2 separate regions of the Homo sapiens genome follow, and region 2 is linked to region 1. A link is a loop called in an ENCODE intact Hi-C map of the cell type or tissue named here. Cell type or tissue: endothelial cell of umbilical vein. All regions are shown on one strand.

Region 1 (8,000 bases):
CTCTTTTCTTGTCATTTACTTGATCATTAACCCAAGGTGACGCCAAAAAAAAAAAAAATGAAATGTAGGAGACATCCTTCAGCTAGATTAGAAAATCACCCAACCTATAGAAAAACATAAACGCGGCCAGGCATGGTGGCTCATGCCTGTAATCCCAGCACTTTGGGTGGCCAAGGCGGGCAGATCACAAGGTCAAGAGTTCAAGACCAGCCTGACCAATATGGTGAAACCCCATCTCTACTAAAAACACAAAAATTAGATGGGCGTGGTGGCGTGTGCCTATAGTCCCAGCTACTTGGGAGGCTGAGGCAGGAGAATTGCTTGAACCTGGGAAGTGGAGATTGCAGTGAGCCGAGATCGTGCCACTGCACTCCAGCCTGGGTGACAGAGCGAGACTCTGTCTCTAAAGGAAAAAAAAAAAAAAAGAAAGACAAACATAAACACAAAAAGGAAGCAAAGAAGGAAATGAGAGATTTGGGAGTGGCCTTGACTTGGAATGTGATGATGCCACCACCCCCAACCAGCTTGGCCCATTCTCTTCCTACCAGCCTCTGCCTCTCAGCCCCCACTCAGTGTATTCTATCTGCAGATAGGCGTTACACTGAATACTACAAAATAGGCTACTTTTATACTAGAAGGAATTCAATAAAAGTGAAATACATAAAAGCCCAGCGCTTATAGATTTTTATTATGATTCTTTCAACTAAGCTTTTAAAAATTCTCTGATGTTGGGAGAAGTATAACCAAGGTATCTTGCAGGACCAGACAAGGTGTCAGGAAGCAAAGTGGGTATGTCTACACAAAGACAAACGCCGGGGAAAAGAAAAACCCCATCTTTCCCGGGAGCCATGTTCGAGCTCAACACTCACCCCGATGTGCTTTTGGGGACAGCTTGCTTTATGCCAGTCCCCTTGAGGGTGTGGGGTCCCAGTGAGGTGGCTCCCACCAGTTGCATCTTTTTATAATCTTTCATGAAAGCGTTTCTTTTGTCTTAAACAGTGGTAATCTGTTTGATGTTCATAGAGATTGATGAGCGGCCTTGGGTGCCAGCAGAGAATCAGACAGATGGCAATAGTGACAATAAATAATTGTCATGTTTTTCACTTTTGTGGCCTCTACAATTCAAGGGTCTCAAAACACAGCGGAAATTTAGAATGATAGGAAAGGAAAAGACCTTGGGAAAGGGCATCTCGTCCATCCTTCCAACATCTCACCCCAGGGCTCATACTAAACAAGATGCTCTCATGCGCCCTTGGCCCCTGACTGCAGTGGGGATGGCTGTGTTCCCAGTGAGAACACAGGCACAGCCCCTAAGTTACAGGATGTGGCTTCTTCGTTGCCCCCAGGGGGATGGAAACTTGAAGACTCAAGGGCAGACAATACAGTGAACTCCGGGGCCCTCCCAGTGAGATGGGGAAGCTAAAGACAAGCTGAGGGCAGGTTTGGTGCAGGAGGTGGCAGCGGCCCCTCCGAGCACCATCCTGGCAGGGAAGGGCCACTTCTGGGAGCTGGAAGGGGCAGATGCTGGGAACATGCCCCAGACTCAAACCACACTGACACAGACCATCACACCATGGACAGCCCTGGCCGCCCTGTTCTTTCCTAGAATAACATGCTCAGTGGCATGCCTGCTGGAGCCCAAGCCAGGACTTCTTACATGCCGATTCCTCCCCACGGGCTGTTCTTTAGATGTTAAGAGAGGACATGGCAGGAGGTGGTGAACAAGCACTCATCTCACCTTCCAGCCGCTATCACAGAGCACCTAATGAACCGCAGTGTGCTAGAATTTCCACATGTGGGTAGAGAGAAAAAGAGGACAGTCTTCACCCAAATCTCAGTGCTGGGCACAGGGATAGAAGGATGGTGAGAAGAAATGAAGATCTGTTCTTCCTTCATTTGTCTTCCCATTTCCAATCCTCAAGAACCAGTTTGAGGAGAATGTCTGCCAAACCAGCTGCAAACATACTACTATTTAAATTTTCTTCATTTCAAAGGGTTTTAGAGGCCAGGCACAGTGGCTCACGCCTGTAATCCCAGCACTTTGGGAGGCTGGAGTGGGAGGATTGCTTAAGCCCAGGAGTTCCAGACCAGCCTTGGCAACATGGCAAAACCCTATCTCTACAAAAAAATAGAAAAATTAGCTGGGCGTGGTGGTTCACGTCTGTGGTCCCAGCTACTCAGGAGGCTGAGGTGGGAGGATCACCTGAGCCCAGAAGGTTGAGGCTGGGTTGAGCCATGTTCATGCCACTGCACTCCAGCCTGGGTGACAGAGTGCAACCCTACCTCAAAAAAAAGCTTGGGGGGGTGGGGGTCAGGCCTCTTCAGAACTGCGTGCCTCCTCGTAGGTCCATAATAAGAAGTTCCCCAGCCAAACCACCCAGGGGAGATTACTGTTTGCTGTCCTGGCCCCTCTTCCTTCCCTCGGGGCCCTATCTCTCCTGAATCTTACTTGTATCTTCATCCTCACCTCCTTCGCAAAAGAGGATCTTGCCTTGGACTAGAAAAGCAGAAATCATCCCGCATCCATACAGATCTTTAATCACATCCTTGTTCTTGAGATCCGAATTTAAAACATAGAGGTGTTGTCAGGCCCTTTAGGGCTTTGCACAGTGTCAAAGCGAGCAATCTGAATGGAAGGAGTTTTAATTTTTCAAAAATTAGCCAGCAGTGGTGGTGCACGTCTGCAGTCCCAGCTACTTGGGAGGATCATGTTTGAGAACAGGAGGTTGAGATTACAATGAGCTATGATCACGCCACTGCCTGGGCAACAGAATGAGACCCTGTACCCAAACATAAAATCTGACAAATTTCTTCACTTACTCTTTCCAACTAAAAAAAAAAAAAAATTTACTTGTTATGCAATCAGAAAACTGACCTCCAAACAGCAAATGTCAGCAAGTCAGTAGCAGGAGCCGACAACTCATTCAGGAAAAATGAAGCACTTTTTATAAAAGTCCTGTTTCTGGCTCAGTTATACTGTCCTAAGAACTGACATAGTAAGAAATAAGTCCAGGAATCATTAAAACAAGATAGAATCCAATGTCCTACGTGTTCCAAGAACACAGCTGTTGCTCAGAGGCTCAAGGCTTCGGCTACTCCTGTGTCAGCGCGCAACATAAACCCACCACAGAGAAAACCCAAGCACGAAGCACGACCGTGCTCTGCCATCTGGTGGCCAAAAGTGAAATGGCCCTGAAGGCGCAAAAGATTGAAAATAGATGTTTCCTAAACTGTAGTCATCAATAGCGAAACTTTCTCAAGTCGGCTACCAATAAGCAGTGGATGTTAGAATGCTGAAAAAAACAAATCCAATGTTGAAGAACCTCCTTTCTTTGGCCCTCCAGGCATGAATGAAAAGCTCTTAAATTGCTTGCCTAAATGAGCCCATCTGTTTACTAAACAGGGGTACATGAAAACATCAGTTACTAAGTATGCAGACTCTTTTGATCCTATGAAAGCACTGACCATCTATCCATGCTATGCAGATCTCTGTTGGTGATATAATTACAAGATGGGAAAGGGAAGTGTGACCGGGACACTCTGAGAGCCACTTGTAGTCTAAATGAGACACCCCGCAAAAGCAGTCACGTGAGCTTGGAAACTCAAACCCTGCTTTCCTAGCACACTGAAGCCTCAGAAGGCCATGCACACCTGTAATCCCAGCACTTTGGGAGTCCAAAGCAGGTGGATCACTTGAGTCCAGGAGTTTGAGACCAGCCTGGGTAACACAGACAGACGCCCGTCTCTACAAAAAATACAAAAATTAGCTGGCACATGCTTGTAGTCCCAGCGACTCAAGAGGCTGAGGTGGGAGAATCACTTGTGCCTAGGAGGTTGAAGCTGCAATGAGCCATGGTCACGCTGCCCTTGCACTCCAGCCTGAGCAACTAAGCAAGACCCTATCTCAAAAAAAAAAGGCCTCCAAAAAGTCTGAGTAAAAAAAAGTTGTGCTTTGCAGACACTGCTGCCGCCACCAGGAGCCCCATACTACCAGCCATGATCAACCCCATCGTGTGTTTCAACATCATTGTCAACGGCAAGCCCTTGGGCCACATCCCCTTCGAGCTGTTTGCAGACAAGATTCCAAAGACGGCAGAAAACTTTCACTCCTGAGCACTGGAGAGAAAGGATTTGGTTGTAAGGGTTCCTTTTCTCACTGAATTATTCCAGGGTTTATGTGTCAGGGTGGTAACTTCACAAGCCATAATGGCACTGGTGGCAAGTCCATCTATGGGGAGAAATTTGATGAGGAAAACTTCATCCTGAGGCATAGAGTTCCTGGCATCCTGTCCATGGCAAATGCTGGACCCAACAAAAATGGTTCCATTTATCATCTACACTGCCAAGACTGAATGGTTGTATGTGGCCCGGCACGGTGGCTCACGCCTATAATCCCAGCACTTTGGGAGCCCAAGGCGGGAGGATCCTGAGATCACGAGTTCAAGACCAGCCTGGCCAACATGGCGAAACCCCGTCTCTACTAAAAATACGAAAAATTAGCCGGGCATGGTGACGCATGCCTGTAGTCCCAGCTACTCGGGAGGCTGAGGCAGGAGAATCCCCAGACCTCCCCATGGCCTAGGTCAGGAGCCCAGAAGTGCCACATGGCTGAGGGAGCGCCATTTCCTGGGGGGATGGGGGATAAGAAGGTACCCTACAGGAGAAGCCAGGAGGGGCCGCCTGCCCCTGGGGTTGGGGCCTGGCCGAGGCAGGTGTCGGGCCTGAGAGCCTGGCTGGCTGAGCTCGGAGGGCCCCCAGGGAAGCCTGGCCCAGGGAGCAGTCGTGACTCTGCAGGGGAAGCCCAGCGAGGGAGCCCGGGAGGCAGAGGTTGCAGTGAAGTGAGATCACACCACTGCACTCCAGCCTGGTGACAGAGATAGGCTCTTTCTCAAAAAAAAAAAAAAAAAAAAAAAAGAATGAGTGGTTGGATGGCAAGCATGTGGTCTTTGGCAAGGTGAAAGAAGACATGGATATTGTGGAGGCCATGGAGCGCTTTGGGTCCAGGAACGGCGGGACCAGCAAGAAGATCACCACTGCTGACTGTGGACAACTCTAAGTATGACTTCTGTTTTATCTAAACTACCAGACCATTCCTTCTGTAGCTCAGGAGAGCACCCTCCACCCCATTTACTTGCAGTATCCTAGAATCTTTGTGTTCTCGCTGCAGTTCCCTTTGGGTCTATGTTTTCCTTATTCCCTTCCATGCCTAGCTGGATTGCAGAGTTCAGTTTACAATTATGAAATAAAAACAAAGGAAGGAAGGGAGGGAGGGAAAAGGAAAGAAAGAGTTGTTGGCTGGGTGCGGTGGCTCACACCTGTAATCCCAGCACTTTGGGAGTCTGAGGCAGGTGGATCACTTGAGCCCCAGAGTTTGAGACTAGCCTGGGCAATATGGTGAAACCCCATCTCTACTAAAAATACAAAAATTAGCCAGGCGAGGTGGCATGTGCCTCTAGTCCCAGCTACTCAGGAGGCTGAGGTGGGAGGATTGCTTGAATCCAGGAGGCAGACATTGCAGTGATCCAAGATTGTGCCACCACACTCTAGCCGGGGCAACAGAGTGAGACCTCATCTCAAAAAAAAAAAAAAGTAAGTTGTTTAACTTTGCTTAACTTAGCTTCCCAAATTCCTTTGACCTCTGAATAGGTTGTTGTTTTTTAGGTAGTTGTTTTTTAAATTGTTGTTTGTTGGATTGTTTTCTTTTCTGTTTTGTTTTTAGAGATGGGGTCTCCCTATGTTATTCAAGCTGGTCTTGAACTCCTGGGCTCAAGCAATCATTTCCCCTCAGCCTCCCGAGTAGCTGGGATTACAGGCTTGAGCCATCACATAGGGCTCTGTTGGATTTCTTTCAGTATATCCCAAAGAATTTGTAAAACACAAGTTGAAATGCAAATGCAGTCTCAGCTCTGCAGCTAGCTGAGCGATGTTTTGGAAAGTTATCTAACCTCCATGTGCTTTTATTTCTTCCAAAATAAATCAAGAGCAGAAAAAAGGTAAAAAGAGAAAATATTTTACTTCAGCCATTCCTAAGCTCTGCCATCGTTTTCTTATACCAATTTTCAACAACCTTGCACTGTAGATCATCTGGACTACTACTCAAAAATAGCCAACTGGTGACACGCATCTATCCCCTTCCTCTTTTCAAACCCAACTAGGCAGTGAACGGATAATAAAAGGCTATTCACTCATAAGGACAACAAAAAAAGCAGCACCCAGAGATATTGAACTTCAAGAAATGTTTGAAGACAAAGTGGGTGGAGAAATAGCAACCAGCTGAACAGAATAGAGGGTGTTACAATGTGGGGCACATTGTATTTTTCAAAGACATCTGAGATACTTCCTCCCACCTACATTCTTCTGCAATGTGACTTTGCCACTCTTCCATCAAAAAGGACAGTCTGATTCCCCTCCCCTTAAATCTGGGTTAGCCTTAGTGACTCTTCTATAACCCATAGAGGCCTTGTAGTTAGTTCTGTGGAAACCTTGCTCTCAGAACATTCCCTCTTAGATCCCAGCTGCCATGCTGTGAGGAAGCCCAAGCCACATGAGTCCTCCCAGCCCAGGTGGCAGACATGAGAGTAAAGAAGCCTCAGACAGAGACATCTTCTCTGAACACTTTATTGAAAACAACACCTTCTTTCCTGACAGTGGTCAAAAAAAAAAAAAAAAAAAACACTTTCGCCTGCCTAATTTTTATTCATAGCCATAATATAATTCATTTGTTTATTATTTTCCCTAGCTAGACTATAACCTTCATAAAGACAGAGAACCTTATCTTACTATTATATCCTCAACAACTAGAACAATACCTGGCACATAAAAGGAACTCAATAAATATTTGATTGATAAGTAAATGAATAAAGCAATCAGAAAAAAAAGAACAGGGAGAAACACAATCAATGGATGGAACAGATTAAAACTTCTACAAGGTATTAACATATATATGCACACATATATATGTATATATGTATATACACACACACATGTGTGTGTGTGTTTATATAGAGAGACAGATGTGGGAAGCCACTGAGGGAGCAGTTCAGATAAGAACAAACAGGGTAAAAGAAAGAACTCTTACAAAGTAAAAATGTGGCAGCTGAAATTTAAAAATTCAATAGAATGCTTATCAGATAAGGCTGACAAAATCTTCCGGATTATATCTCAAGGAAGAAATGTTAATAAAAAAAAAAATCTTCCAGAAAGTTGTACCAAGAGAAGGTGAGATGGAAAATGTGGGGAGGGGGAGTTAGGGGATCAGTCCAGGAGGTCTCCTGTCTAATGCAAGTTCCAGAAAACAAGAACAGAGAAAAATGGAACATAGATGAACAATGAAGTGAAATCCCAGGAAGCCACATGTGCACCAGCAGAGAACCCCGCCCAGCTGGAGCAGAACACAGGGGTTGGGGCCTGGGCATCTGGGAAGCATGGGACTGAGGCGGTGTGATCTGAGCATTTGGAAAAACCATTACAGGATATTTTGTTGGAAAGATCTGTTGAAGTATTTAGGAACCAAAAAATCCTTGTGTAGTGGTAGATCCATAGAAAACTACAAAAGTTAAAAAAAAAGATATAATTATTGCCTGCAGGAAAAGTAAAATATTGTACAATTTGGCCAGGCAACAGTGAGGCCTGAGTATCCTTTAACCCCCAGCTGTGATATCACCATGTTGGAAGGATGCAGTGGGGAGAGAAGGGCAGAGAGGACAAGGGAGTGGTATGAGGGAGGTGAGCCCTCAAGTACCACAGGAAACCAAAAGATTGCACCCGAGATGGATAACTAAGAACATAATAATATAAGCTTATTATTTAGAAATATGGACAACATACAGAAGAAAGAACCACAGCATCCTAGACTATCGGGGAACCTGCCCTGATAGTCACATAGGTTCTTTTCTATTTTCCCTAAGCGTCGGCCAGTTTGAGAAATAAATGGACAGAGTACAAAAGAGAGAAATTTTAAAGCTGGGCGTCCAGGGGAGACATCACATGTTGGTAGGTTC
Region 2 (8,000 bases), 1.8 Mb before region 1:
CTTTGTCTTCATTCAGCCTTCTCTGGGCTTTGGGTGGGAAACAAGTAGGACTGACTGTTTATAGGGCTGCCTTCCGTTAACGCTGTGAAAAGACCAGTGAGGGGCTCTGATTCTTTTTCATCTCCAACATTTACCGTTTACTTTGATGAATCCTTCTTCCCCACTGCCCCCCACACTGCCTGCCGCCATGACAGTAATGGAGTGTTATGGGTAAAGACTTTGGAGCCAGACATGTGGGTTTAAATCTTCAGTTCCTCCTCTATAACACGGAAGTGGTAACTCATTGGATTTCGGTGAAAAACTAAATATATGTCAAGTCCTTAGCAGAGTGTCCAAAATATTGAAAATGGCTCTATGAATGTTAGCTATAATAAGGTTAAATTATAACTTAAAGTAAAATTTGCTATATGCCATTAAATGCCACAAAATGTGCAATCTTTATTCAACACATACGTGAGGAACACCTACCCTGGCCAGATTGTGGAGCCCAACAGTGAATTAGTCAGACATGTCCCTGCCCCGGAAAACTTACATTCTAGGGAGGAAAACAGATATTAATAAAATACTGAGCACATTTTGGTAAGTTAATATTCTCCCCAGTTGATAAGGAAACACGAGCTCAAAGAAGTTAAGGAACTTAGCAAAAATTCAAGCCCTGTATACAGCAAATCAGAGATTAGAATACAATTCTGCCTGACTCCCTAATTCATATTTCATCTACCACCATGTGGCTTCAGCAATAGAGGATTTATCTTCTGTAGGTTTAAATGCCTTCCCCATCTCTACCACCACGAAAGGGCCTGATTGCATTCTTTATACTGTGTGTGTAAACAATTTCTCACAGACTGGGAGCTGAGAAAATTAGGATTTATTTAATGTTTGGGAAATGTAAAGGTAAAGAGAAACCTTTGATTCATGTGATGTTTTGGTTTAGTTGCTCAAACCCTAAATTTAAAAAAAAACAACCACAAAAATCAGAGACTGGGGAGGAGCAAAGGTCTTAAAACATTCTTCAGGTATTTTTAGTTACAGCTCAGAAAGCCATAAAGAAAAAGTTATAAATAAAAGTGCTTGATCCTGCACAGTACTCATTTACTAGGAAGACGCTATATTATGCAAAAGCATACTTGAATGCTATTCAGTGAAACAGGTAGAAATAAGCTTTGACATATATCACAGCACATGGCTAAATCTGGTGTGGAAAAACCCCACAGCATTGCCATCACAATGAAATAAATTATTCTTTTTATTTTTTCAGTTTTCCTGATTTAAGCCTTATAGTTGTTTCTGTGAAGTTTTACAACTTTCTTCTGCAACCAACCCTTCTAAGGAAGTTGAGGATTTCTTCTCTCTGTTTTTCCCTCATCATCTTCTAATGATAATATAGAGATCAAAACTCAAGTGGTAAAAAGGAGGTAAGAAGAGAAAGTAGGAGATGAGTAGAATATGCGAGAATGAACTAATTAACTACATCAAAAGGGTGGGGCTGAAGACACTTTCATTCACCCAGTCTTCCAAAGCTATTTGTTTGTTTTTTGAAACAGAATCTTGTTCTGTTGCCCAGGCTGGAGTTCAGTGGCACGATCTCAGCTCACTATAACCTCCACCTCCCAGATTCAAGCGATTCTTGTGCCTTGGCCTCCCGAGTAGCTGGGATTACAGGCATGTACCACAACACCCCACTAATTTTTGTATTTTTAATAGAGACGGGATTTCACCAGGTTGGTCAGGTTGGTCTCGAACTCCTGACCTCAAATGATCCTCTCATCTCAGCCTCCCAAAGTGCTGGCATTACAGGCATGAGCCACTGCCCGGCCTCCAAAGCCATTTGTTTTGTTTTGTTTGTTTTGCTAAACAAAGAGTTTAGCAAAAAGGACCAGAATATAACAGCCAAATCTAAATTTTTTTTAAAAAATACTAGTAACAAATCAATAGCTCTTATTAGGAAAGTCGATAAATGTCAGCCAGGCTCACAGTGACTAGGACAGAGTTAATGAACTTACTGTCCATCCAAAGGGTCATCCAGAGCCTTACTGTCCTCACACTCAGCTCTATATGCGAGGTGCTTGACAGACAACATCTGGTTAGTTAAAATAAATAATTTTAATTTCTTATAGATTTAATCAGAGACTGGGTCTCGCTATGTTGCCCAGCTGTTCTCGAACTCCTGGCCTCAAGTGATCCTCTCATCTCAGCCTCCCAAAGTCCTGTCATTACAGAGACGAGCCACCGTACCTGGCTATTACTTAAATAGTAAATTCATTTGGCATTGCCATTTGGTGCTGATGACCCTCTTCAGAGTCTCCCCAGTATCTGCCAAGTTTCCAGACAAAGTCACAATCACAAGGGCATACTCTGAAGAGGCTGTTTATTCGGTACAGATCTTGTGTATTTTTAATCACAACAATTTTCCTTTTATAAAGAAATCTCATTTGACCTCTAAATAGGCCATCATACATTTTATATTTTCTCTGAATTTCTTCTTGGGTTGGGATCCGAATAGTTTTCATCAAGGGTGGATTGCAGTCTTCCTAGGTACATCTTTTTTTTTTTTTTTTTTTTTTTTCAGAAGAGGGTTTACTAATTTTATCAGGTTCTTAAAGAGGTCTGGGAACAAAATAAGGTTTAGGATTATTGGTTTTCCAGTCTCTAATTCTTACCTGTTACCTCTAAGTCCACTCACTATCTTGATCCTTAACTGCTTCCCCTCTTGGAAGCATCTTTGGTCCTTATAGGTTAGTACAGGTTTTTTTCTAGATTTCTGATCACCACCAATCAGAAAATATTTATAAATTATATGCTGAAAGATCTGCAGAATCTTGCAAGCTTTAAAGACTATAGAATGAAATACTCAAATGCTGTATTCTTTTCTCATGTCTGATGAAGATACCTGTGCCATGTATTTTTTAAAATCAAAGTTAAGCCTGCGCAGTTGGGTTCAGTTTAGCTACATGAATTGTTCTAACCCTCATGTTGAAGTCAAATGGTTTCTTCAATGCATTTTTTTTCTGATAAAGAATAAAATAGTGTATATTTTGTAATACCTAGAAAAGAAGTTTTAAAATGTTCTCAACACAAAGAAATGATAAAAATTTAAGGTTTAGATATCCTAAATGCCCTGATTTGATCATTACACATTGTATACATGTATGAAAGTATCACATGTACACCAAAAATATGTACAATTATTATTTATCAATTAAAAATATTTTTTAAGAAGGCAATGAGGTCTTCTTATTTTTCCTTGTAGCCTCAGTATTGACTATGACCACTGAGAAAGCCAAAATCCCCACTCATTCACGGAATGTGGGGGTGGGACCAACCCCCCGAGAATTTCCCTAATCTTCCTCCAGGTGTCAGCACAGGCCCACTCATCTTCCCTCCCACCCCACCCCCTCCTGTCCATTCATAAAGTGGAGGGTGATTTGTGGTCTGCCTCACTGTGATTGTAGAGGAAAACAGCCATCTTTGCTTGTCTCTGCACTAGATTTGTTTTTCTAATTTCTTTTTACTTGAAGGTTTACCAGCTGCTTTATTACCAGAGCGAGGCTTCCTTGCAGTCTCTTTTCTTTTTCCTCTCCCCCTCTGTTCCCCTCCTTTTTGTTCCTAGAGACAATCAGTGTCTCTGGTCCCAGCTGCCACTGCTGATTTTTCATTACAGTTTAATTTAAAACTGGGATTGGAATGGAAATGTCTTTTTGCCATTTGGGGTTTGTGAGGCCTGTGGTTTTATTGCCAAAGGCACAAATGTTAGTTACTACTGTTTTTCCAGAGTTTGCTGGGGAGGGTGAAGGGGTATAGGAGAGTAGGAGGGAAGAAAGACAGACTGACCTAGTGGAAGTGGGAGGGAAACTGGAGGGGGAAATCCCTCTTTCGGAAGGCAACTTTATTCTGCGAATTGTTTTGTTTGATGTTTTGAAGAATACGAGTTGGGTCACGAGGAGGGAGAAATGGCGTAGGATCTCCCCAAATGTGTATTTATGTAGGCTAAATATTTGTCAGCCCTGGAAATGAGATGGCTGAGGGAGGGACGATCACACAGACACAATTTGGAACTAGCACCAATGTAGAGAAAATGGTTTTCTTTTTAAGTAATAGTAACGTCTGTGGCTGATTCACTTGACCACAGCCGTAAATGGGAATACCCAAGGAAGGACTAAACGGTATCTAACCTCAGAGGAAACAAGCTCTACATGTTTCTATGCTCTCACCTAAAAGGAGACATCAGGCATCTATCTGCACTAGCTTCTGTGTTCTCTCTCCTTTTATATTTCTTGGACTCAAGTCCTAGGATTTATTTACAAGCCTCCCTCCAGTCGTATCCCAGTCCAGCTACACAATTAATGTTTCCTATAATCTCTTAGAAGGTTCTTAGTGAATGATTGTTTTGATCAGATTAAAACTAAACAGTCTGCTAAAATTGATGATGTTTTTACCTATCTAAGTGTAAAATTAAGAAGGAAGGACATTCTTATTTGAAAGTAATCATGCAGCAGGCGGTGGAGAGAAGCTGAGGCATTTGCACACCTTGATTTCAATATTTAGCACTGACATTGGAGGCAGTTGTTTCCTGGTTGGGGAGGAATCTACAGAAACCGGAATGTCTTATCTGTCTTGCTAAAAACAATTACTGTCTCTCCTCCCAGCAAGAATCCCGCTCCTCCTGGATACACCAGTTTTGGATGTCAAACCGAATGCTCCATTATCTCTACAGATCGCGCTGACTCTTCACACTGTGGAACATTTCAACCTCCTCTCCAACTGGCCTCAGGCGGCTGTCGGACTGGTGAACTTGTCTGGGGTAAACACATCTCCCTGTCACAGAGCAGCCCAAAGACTCAGCGTGCTTTGCGGGTGCTTAAGGCCTTGTGCTGCCAGTCTGCACATTTTGTGTGCTCTTGGTTAATCGGGACATTTTATCCAAAAGCACATTTCGGCCAGGCTTCCTCTCCTGCAGACTCACCCCCATCCACTCCTTCCCCACCTGTCTAGGGTGTTCTGTTTCCCTGCTGCAGGGCGGAGGGCAGCGGTCCAGGAGCCCCACAATCATCCCCAGTTTCCAAAACTGTTGTGGTTGCCTTTGCAGTTCACACGGACATTCTAGTGGTTGGAATTTGCTCACAGAAGACATTCTACTAATAACAGGGGAGATAGTTCTCATTTGTCTAGTTCAGAGTTCATAGCACACAAAGGGGGAAAGAAAATAATAATAATGGAAACCGTTTTAACCCCACCAGCTGCCCCGCCTCCATCACAACAACAGAAACAAGAACAACAACGACAACTCCCTCACCCTGTGCCCTGTGTGGTTAACTCCAACACAACCACAGCCCCCGTGCCGGAAGCTGTGTGTGGCTGAACGTCCCGATGTGATACTGAAATATGTGTAGAGGAAATGCCTCTTCTGACCCCTCAGTGAAGCTTGAAACTTGAAGGAGCTGATTGACATTTGAAGAAAGCAGCTATTTTTGTGTGTGTGCAATTTTCCCGGATGAAGAAAATTGTCCAGCTCTCCCTCTCCGTTGCTCAGCCCTCCCCCAGAGGCTACATCTCATACCAAGCAGTGGGCTCTAAGGGCAGGTCTGCTTGTGCTGTGAGGACACAGGTGACGTCTTTAAGGACCTTCTTTCCTGCTCCAGTATACCACATGTTGTGGTCAGCTCCCTGTAAGGCAGATATTGCAGCCACCTTTTCTTTCCAGGTTTACCAAAATAAATGCAGGGGGAACTATGGATGGAGCATTTTTTGCCCTGTTTGACAGGAAAGTGGCTGTTTGATCTTCCTTTGTGCTATAGGAATCTTCAGAAATCTCTTGGAAAATCTCATAAACCTATGTTAGTGGCCACATATGGGATCCATTAACTCCTCATTTCTGCTTGTTCTTAGCAAATTTTTGTCTGGTGACAACATAAAAACTTTGGATTGTTTTTGTTTTGCTTCACACCAGAGAGAACTCTGTTGACTGGCTTTAGTTTTGAGAAAATATTCAGCAAAAAGCAGACCGGGTTTGGAGTGAAATAACTAATTCTAAGTAAAGCTTGGTGGAACATTTGGTTCATGAGGAAGTAGGGGGACATTTTTCTTCTTTGGGTTTCAGGGGGATTCCAGAGTTGCCAGTGTTCTGGGAAGACGTCTCCTTTTCTGATGAAATTGAATAAGAAATCCGGGCTTTCTTCCTATCTCCAACTATGTGTATGGTGTGATTTTGGAATAGTGGAGTGGTCTCTCTTAGTTTCTCAATGTTTGTTTTCTAAATAGAGGACAAAGCAGCAACATACTCTTTTGCAAGACACGCCAATATCCTTAGATAAAAAGGTGTTAAATAATGACATCATACCAGTATTTGGAACTAAAATTACTCGTGTATGACAAAAACCAGATTGGAGGATGTTAACTCAAAGTAGACAGAGAGAAATTTAGAAGAAAATTGGCTTTTATTTTTCTGTTTTAAGTAATTAATAAATGAAACACAACAATCTGCGCTTTCACCCACAGGCAGCATCAGGGGACATCAAACATTGCCTTTGAAGTGGGCCCCCAGTAGGGAGGACCCCACTGTTCAGGCTACTTTATAGTGGTAATATACTGTCTGGAAAAAACAGATGCCAAGAAATTGTGCAGATTGTATCTCTGAGCATCTGAAACCCTAAAACTTCAGGGGGCCAAGGAAGGTCCCAGCCCTTTGATTTTTTTTCTCTTAAAAAAAAAAATTGGCCTAAAGTATTAAATTGAAACAGGCACTTCATTTCTTTCCTTCATTTCTCCCTTCACCTCAGGAGACCTACGTTAAATTCCACTTAGATCACAGCTAGATGTGGGTTTGATGGTCTCAAGCCACCTTTTAACTGTACGTTCATCCCATAAATAGAAGACGAATAAAGATGTCAAACTTCATCCATATGATATTCTGACACACGTGGCTCTCTCTGTTAAAGAGGAGCTCAGATGAAGATGGGCTACAATGGATTCTACAGAGCAGAGAACTGCAACAAACCACAGTGAATTTGCACACATAAACAAGAGCAGTGTGGATTACAAGACGGTAGTTGGCAGAGATTCACTTGTCAATGTCGTTCTGAATGGATGTTTGCAGAAGGACAGCAATTGGGCTGGTGAATTCAGTGTGGGCCACTTTCCTAAAGCCATCGTCATCAAACTTTGTGTTTAAATGTCTGTTTTCCAGGGCAAGCCAAGTAAGGCCTATGCTTAAAACAAGGTGTTTTGAAATCAGATTTAGCTCTTCATGTTCTGAGTAAAGATACAGGGATACTAATTTGGGGATTATGCTATTAAGATTTACACATTTATCTGTGTCCTAACTAGGCAAAGAACCAAATCTAACAACTGGAAAGCAAGAAATATACTGCCAAATATTGGTAATTTCTTCCCTGGAATACTCATGGCTATTTTTAGTTTGTTAATGTAAAAAGCAGTGAGATGAAAAGTGAAGTGATCTGTTTCCAGAAGAAAAACCGGTCAAATCTTCATTAATAATTCCTGTAGAACGCTCCATGGGCCTTTATCTGACAGCGTGACAAGCTGAACTAAACAACAGAGACTGTAGGAATGTAAAAGACATAATCTTAACACCAAACCTTCTGAAGATTTGGCTGTCATTTTACATTAAAGGCAAAGGGTAAAAACCTCCATTGAACAGACAGAGTTTGCAGCATGATTATAGTGCTAAAATTTAGTGGGGAAGAAAAAGCTGACATCAGAGTTAGTAAATGGTGGTGTTGCAGGGTATCGAACAACTAAGCTTTCTTTGCATGACTAGCTGGAGGTTTTTGAGTGTGACGGATATGACGCAGGTATGATGAGATGTAATTTAATGATTTTTAGGCCTGGTGACAAATCTTCATTATCAATAAAGACCGTGTAACAAGTGTTGAGCTATAACCATTGCATAAAAACTAACTCAAGAGTCTAGACTCTGCTTATATTTCCATATAGTGATTTATACTTCCCAATGTCTTTACATATTATAGTGTCTATTGAAT

The links. A loop is a pair of places that touch in the nucleus more often than their neighbours do. Peaks named below come from ENCODE experiments on the same cell type or tissue, not always from the same donor. Only the 100,000 strongest peaks of a DNase experiment are listed, where the experiment ranks them.
Region 2: it touches region 1 in a loop (5-fold over the local background); 8 of 110 quality-filtered maps call a loop at or near these places.

The regions. Positions count from the first base shown.
Region 1 is chr2:205,945,095-205,953,094 of GRCh38, forward strand. It overlaps the pseudogene PPIAP68. Among named protein-coding and RNA genes, the nearest start is that of INO80D-AS1, 140 kb to the right of the region's middle. RefSeq lists an enhancer at 1,469-1,968. In endothelial cell of umbilical vein, a CTCF peak has its summit at 3,177 (motif pointing left); a DNase peak (open chromatin) is centred at 3,087; H3K27ac peaks cover 256 bases; H3K27me3 peaks cover 262 bases.
Region 2 is chr2:204,105,093-204,113,092 of GRCh38, forward strand. No RefSeq gene overlaps it. Among named protein-coding and RNA genes, the nearest start is that of ICOS, 170 kb to the left of the region's middle. In endothelial cell of umbilical vein, a CTCF peak has its summit at 3,342 (motif pointing right); DNase peaks (open chromatin) are centred at 3,419, 4,279, 4,669 and 5,359; H3K27ac peaks cover 3,424 bases.